Linked DNA regions of Homo sapiens: region 1 is linked to region 2. A link is an interaction called in ENCODE POLR2A ChIA-PET data of the cell type or tissue named here. Cell type or tissue: Panc1. All regions are shown on one strand. Links, peaks and the distances in the headings refer to the core of each region. The heading gives the core; the rest is flanking DNA.

Region 1 (2,922 bases), core at 282-2,781, 190 kb after region 2:
AAATGTTGAACACATTTTATGTCATTTAATCCTCACCACAATCCCACGTAGTGAGTACTATCAGCACTCCCATCTTAAAAATGATGAAAGTGAGATTTTAAGAGGGTAAGTAATTTGTCAAGATCACACAGATCAGAAATGGCAAGTCTGGGACCTCATTAATTCAACAAATATTTTTGGAGCAAGTCCTGTGGCCCAGGCTCTGTGTTAGACTCTGGGAGTAAAGCAGTGAATGAAATGGACAAATATGCCGAAATCCTTGCCCTCGTGGAGCTTATATGCCAGTGGAAAGAGATGAACAGTAAGCAAAACAAACTAAACAGCTAGTGCCTCAGATACAGTTATGTGCTATGTGGTAAAATAGATCTAGGGAGCATGAGGAATGCCAGGTTGGGGTTGCAGTTCAGGCAAGTAGAGAATACAGGCTGAAGGACAGCTGTGAGATAACAAAATCAGTCCAGGAGTACATACGCTATTGTTTCTCGCAGCAACCCATTTTATGTCGTAACACCAAATGTTGAGTACATGTCACCCTCATCAGTCACTGCTTCTACTGCAGCAAGTGACTGGGGAGGTATCCAAGAATGACTGGTGAAGGGCTTGGCCTTTTCTATCCCAAGGTCAGGAAAGATGAGGACAGTTGCTGGAGGGATGTCCTAGAGCGGCTGGGGTTTTGTGCACAAGCAGAGGGCTTGACCTCAGCCAAGAGCACAGAGCTGATTCTCCTGTAGCCCCAGAAAACAGGCGGAATCTGGGGGCACAGATGAGGGCTGGGTGGAAGGAGCAATGGAAGCTCGTGGAAGTTCTGTGTTGCTTCTGTTTTCTTAGTGGAATGGGGAGTGTGGTCATCAGTGGGGAGCGAGGGTCGGGGAGGGAGTGCGGGGCCGGGGGTGCAGTTTGAGGAGAGAGATGTGAAACAGTCACCTGGCAGAAAGGGAGCCTGAATTTAGCTGGTGAAATGTACACTCAGGATCTGCCCATGGTCAAATTCTGACTCTTAACATCCTTCCACAGTATATTGGAGATCAGAATTCTCTAGTTCACTTCTTGAGGAGAGAGATTATCTTCTAACTCCTTTTTTTTTTTTTTTTTTTTTTTTTTGCTGTGTCATTTACTTGGAGCAGAGTCCTGCACTTACTATGTGTATGGTTAATGCTTGTTGAGTGACTGCTACAGGAAACCTACACACTTGTCCAGAAATTTCATTTAAGCTTTTCGTCCTAATTGTCACATTGTTCTCTCCCTTTTCTGAAATGCTGTGATGTTCCTAGTTCCCAAAACAGTACTTGTATAGCAATTACTGTTAATTATTTCATTGAGTTAATCTCATTCCCATAACGGATTAAGTTTTAGACTAAGAAATAATTTTTTTTGTTTGAGACATGAACTCACTACCTTCACCCAGGCTGGAGTGCAGTGGCATGATCATGGCTCGATGCAGCCCTGACATCCTGGGCTCAAGTGATCCTCCCACCTCAGTCTCCCAAATAGCTGGGACTACAGGCATGCGCCACCACGCCCAGCTAATTTTTTGTATTTTTAATAGAGATGAGGTCTTGCCATGTTGCTCAGGCTGGTCTTGAACTCTTGAGCTCAAGTGATCTGACCTCTCAGCCTCCCAAAGTGGTGGCATTACAGGTGTGAGCCACCGCGACTGGCTAAAAATTCTTAATTGTATACTCTTTTGTAGTATTCTCTTGGGACCACCTAAGTCAAGCCTCATTCCCACCAGATGGTGCCCCTGTTGGGGGCAGTGAAGAAGCCTTCTATGTCTGTTTCATGACTCCTTCTTGGCTGGCACACTGTTGTGGGCGCTCTGTAGGTAGTCAATGGGAAACGGGAAAGCTACTTGCGGTTAGAATAATACGAGAACTAGATATTGGTAATCTCAGCTGAGCGAATGGCAAAGGAACTGATGAAGCAGGTGGATTCCAAGGCTAGTTAGGAGAAGGAATTGACTACAAGTGGTGTTGGTGGGATGGGAGGGGTGAGGGAGGGGGGATGGGAGGGGTAAGGGACGGGGGTGCATCAGAGGTTACTCCCAGGGCTCTGCCAGACCCTGGGTAGATGGAGCCGCCGTTTTACAGAGGTAAGGACAAGAGTTTAGTTTTGAACATTCCAAGTGGAGATGTCCAGGACACAATTATATACCTAGGCTGCCATTCTGGGAGGAGATCTGAGTGGGAGACCATGATTTGGGAATTATCACCACAGATGGTAATTTAAGCCTTGGGAGAGGATGAGTTTGCCCCCAAAGAGAGCATAAAGTAAGAAAATTGGGCTCTCCGTGTTTCAAGGTTGACTAAAGATCCTGTCATTTGACTAGGCTCTGCTATAGTCTGCAAAATCTGCCCAGGGACAGAATATTGAAGTAAATAAAGTGTATTCCAGTGAAACCTCAAATAGATTGATTCAAAACTGGAGTTAGAAAAACTTGTGGTTTTTCTTGGTAAAGCTTCATTTTCTATTTGTCTTCATAACTATAAATGGATGTATTTGTGTGGAAGATGTAGATTTTTTTTAAAAAAAATCTATTTTTGGCTCTATTAAGAGACAAAATGAATCCAAATGTATTCCATACTTCTCTCACATTGCACCATTTTGTTATGTAACAGAGAACGTTTGAGTACATACTGTCCACACCAGCAACTATAAATCTGTCCTGGCAAGTGACTGTAAGATACCCAGGAACAAGAGATAAGGAGCTCGCCTCTCCAGGGAGAAGCTTTTATTTGCAAGAGAGAGAGTGATATACAAGAACTTGCAAATGTCTTTGAAGGGCAGAAAAAATCAGCTAGGGCTAATAAGGCAGCTGTCCAAGTTCATGATTCCTTGGCCCTTCTTTATACACAACCACCAAGAGTTGTCAGTTTGCAAACCTAGAAAAGTATACCATTGTAATATCAGTTCATCTCCCGCTTT
Region 2 (2,922 bases), core at 333-2,832:
AGAAGTGGCATGCATATTTAAAAGTAGTTACAAAGAAAGTCTTGGCAGTTTTTCAGAGCTCCCTTCATGTAATCACTCTATTACAGTGCACTCCTCAAGTTGAAAAGCTCCCATTTATTTAACATTTTTTTAAAGAATTAAATATTTTCCTTATTTATCCAATTTGCAAACGTAAAGCAAGGCTGCATCATCTCTCCTTTTTCCGCATCCTTCTTTCCGTCCACTAAGGTAGTTCTCTGGGACTGTTGACAGCTTCTGAAGGTGATTTGATGTGAACTCCCCCCTGACTCCTGGTTTGTCTGCTTCTTATAAAGAGATAGTATGCTCCAGAGAGCACCAGAGGCAGTTCTTACCCAGCAATCCCGGAAGCAATTTTCTTCTGCTTTTCTTACTCACCAGAGCCCTCCTGGAGGTTTCAAGCAAAGGAGCTGAGCAGTTTGCAGTAGCTACTAGATAGAGGTTCATAATGGAATAGCAGCTTCAGGTTTTTAATCCATCATTAGAAATAGTTGTTTTGCAACTTGAGAGAGAAAAAGTAGAAATCTATGGCATAATGAAGGGGGAAAAATGGGTCATGTTACTGTAGAGATAGATGCAAATTCTATATTATGTCATAAGTGAAAGCTTTTTCGGTCCATATGGGTATAAATTAATAAGAGAGAATGCTGTCAGCGAAGAAAGTGTAAGTACTTTGTCTGGAGAGTAAGAGACCGGCCAGTTAGTCCTAATAAATCCGAGGGTTTGGGGAGCCTCTTTTGAGATAGGTGATGCATTGCGCATTATTAGAGAATCTCTTGGCATGAGTACTTTTGCACCAAGCATCTGCTTTTAAGGTCTCTTCATGAATGTTCTTCTTATGTGCTGATATCTTTATGCTTACACAAACTTGGTGGAAGGCACTATTGTTGCATCATTAAATTACCTCACTGTATTCTACAACTACCCTACCTAATATGCTCCAATCACTCTTACTGTATTTTGTTTTCTTCATAACATTTCCCTGTCTGAAATTATTTTATTCATGTGGTATCATTTAAGTGCTTATTATCTCTCTCACCCTGCTCCCATCACCACTGGAGTAAAAGCTGTAAGTAGACACCTTGTCATCTTCTCCTGTATATGCAAGTTTCCATTTTGTTTCATAATTAGCTTCTCTCTCCTCCCAGCAAGGTTTTCAAGATCCAACCCAAAGACTGCTTAAGGAGTGGAACTTAGACTTCTTTTACTTCTTCAAGAGTCACTTCATGGATAAAAAGCATCCTGTTCTTGGGACTTTGACTCAGCAGAGCCAAGAACTTTCCTATAAGCTATTGCTTGGTTGTTAAGGAAGCACAACAGAATACCAGCCTGACGTGTCACATTCTGCATGCGCTCATTTATAATACAGTGTGGTATTTTTCACCTCCTATCTGCAGCAAGATGAGATAATCGCTGGCTGGTGTGAGTTTTTTTAGTATCTCTTTGCATCAATAGATCTAGTTTTCAGACTATATACTTAAGTTTATAAAACAATTGCTAACATTTGTTTTCTTTAATCAGATTCAATTTGATTCTTATTAAGACCATGTTTTAGAAAGCCCCCAATGGCCCTCATAATAGTGGGAAGTTTTAGAAACAAAGGCCAATATTATGAACACATTAATATATAACCCAGGTGTCATGGAAGTGCTCTCAAATAGGAAACGTGGAAGACATTAGTTGCCTGCATCCCAAGTCAGAGACTTATTTTCTTAATTTGCTTTCTGTGCCTCCACAATGGTCTTTTTCCTTAGCTTTGGAAAGAAATTATAACAGCCAGCTAACTTTATTGGGTAACATGCATCAAGCCCCATAGCAGAGGTTAGATATGCATTACCTTGTTTGCATAACAACCTTATGAGGAAGGTACTAATAAAATATGGGTATAAAAGACCTCCATAGTTAAGGAATGAGGAAATAATAATGCAAGTCTCTTTTCCTACAACATAATGGTCCTAAAACGTATGTATTTCTTTGCATCTTTTAAAATGCAGCATAAATGGGGTATTCTAATATCATTTTGTTTTTCTTCAGGTTTCTCTTTTGTACATTTTAATAAGTTTAAAATATATAAAGTGGCCAGGCATGGTGGCTCACGCCTGTAATCCCAGCACTTTGGGAGGCTGAGGCGGGCACCTGAGGTCAGGAGTTCGAGACTAGCCTGGCCAACATGGTGAAACCCCATCTCTACTAAAAGTACAAAAATTAACCAGGCATGGTGGTGGATGCTTGTAATCCCAGCTACTCAGGAGGCTGAGGCGGGAGAATTGCTTGAACCCAGGAGGCGGAGGTTGCAGTGAGCTGAGATCACACCACTGCACTCCAGCCTAGGCGACGAGAGTGAGACTCCATCTGAAAGAAAAGAAAAGAAAAAAAAGAAAAAGAAAAGAGAAAGATTTATATTTGCTTGCAGTGAAAATAAATGCAGAATTTTCCACAGTGAAAAGTTAAAGTTTTTCTCTAACTTCTTCCCTCAGCCTCTGTCCCTCCTCTCAAGATAAGTTACAACCCTCCAAAAATATATTGTTCAGTGAAACCACGATGGTATAGAATAGAAGTCTACAGTTAGTCTACGATGTGTTGTTGACAGCTGCGTCTAACATTCTTTTTAAAGATTGCATAGTATTTCATTATGCAGGATACCATAATGGCCGTTTCCTTTTTGATGGACATTTAGGCCAAGTTTTCCTTTGTGAAAAGTGCTGAAATGAACATTCTTGTCTTTCCTGTGTCTTTGTGTCCTTTTGTGAGTAAATTAAGCACAACTTCTTAGAAATGAAACTGCTGGGTCAATTGTATATGTATCCTAAATTTTGTCAAATTCTTTTTTTAACAGCTTACACCAAATTATATTCCCACATTGGTTATAGCAATTTTCAATATTATGAGTTTTGGCTTGTATTT

The links. ChIA-PET counts read pairs that join two places held together with the same protein. Peaks named below come from ENCODE experiments on the same cell type or tissue, not always from the same donor. Only the 100,000 strongest peaks of a DNase experiment are listed, where the experiment ranks them.
Region 1: POLR2A ChIA-PET joins it to region 2 with 9 read pairs; 10 of 35 experiments call an interaction of 5 or more read pairs at or near these places.

Annotation. Positions count from the first base shown.
Region 1 is chr4:168,837,593-168,840,514 of GRCh38, forward strand. All of the region lies in intron 10 of PALLD (palladin, cytoskeletal associated protein), which reads left to right. LOC124900809 (a long non-coding RNA gene) reads right to left here and starts at 987. Exons shown (of 2, transcript XR_007058361.1): 1 at 1-987. In Panc1, for the core only: no CTCF peak of the experiment used is centred there; no DNase peak of the experiment used is centred there.
Region 2 is chr4:168,647,802-168,650,723 of GRCh38, forward strand. The region is part of intron 2 of PALLD (palladin, cytoskeletal associated protein); the gene reads left to right. PALLD-AS1 (PALLD antisense RNA 1) reads right to left here and starts at 786. Exons shown (of 2, transcript XR_001741449.3): 1 at 691-786; 2 at 95-543. LOC124900808 (a long non-coding RNA gene) reads right to left here. Exons shown (of 3, transcript XR_007058360.1): 3 at 2,351-2,370. In Panc1, for the core only: no CTCF peak of the experiment used is centred there; a DNase peak (open chromatin) is centred at 1,320.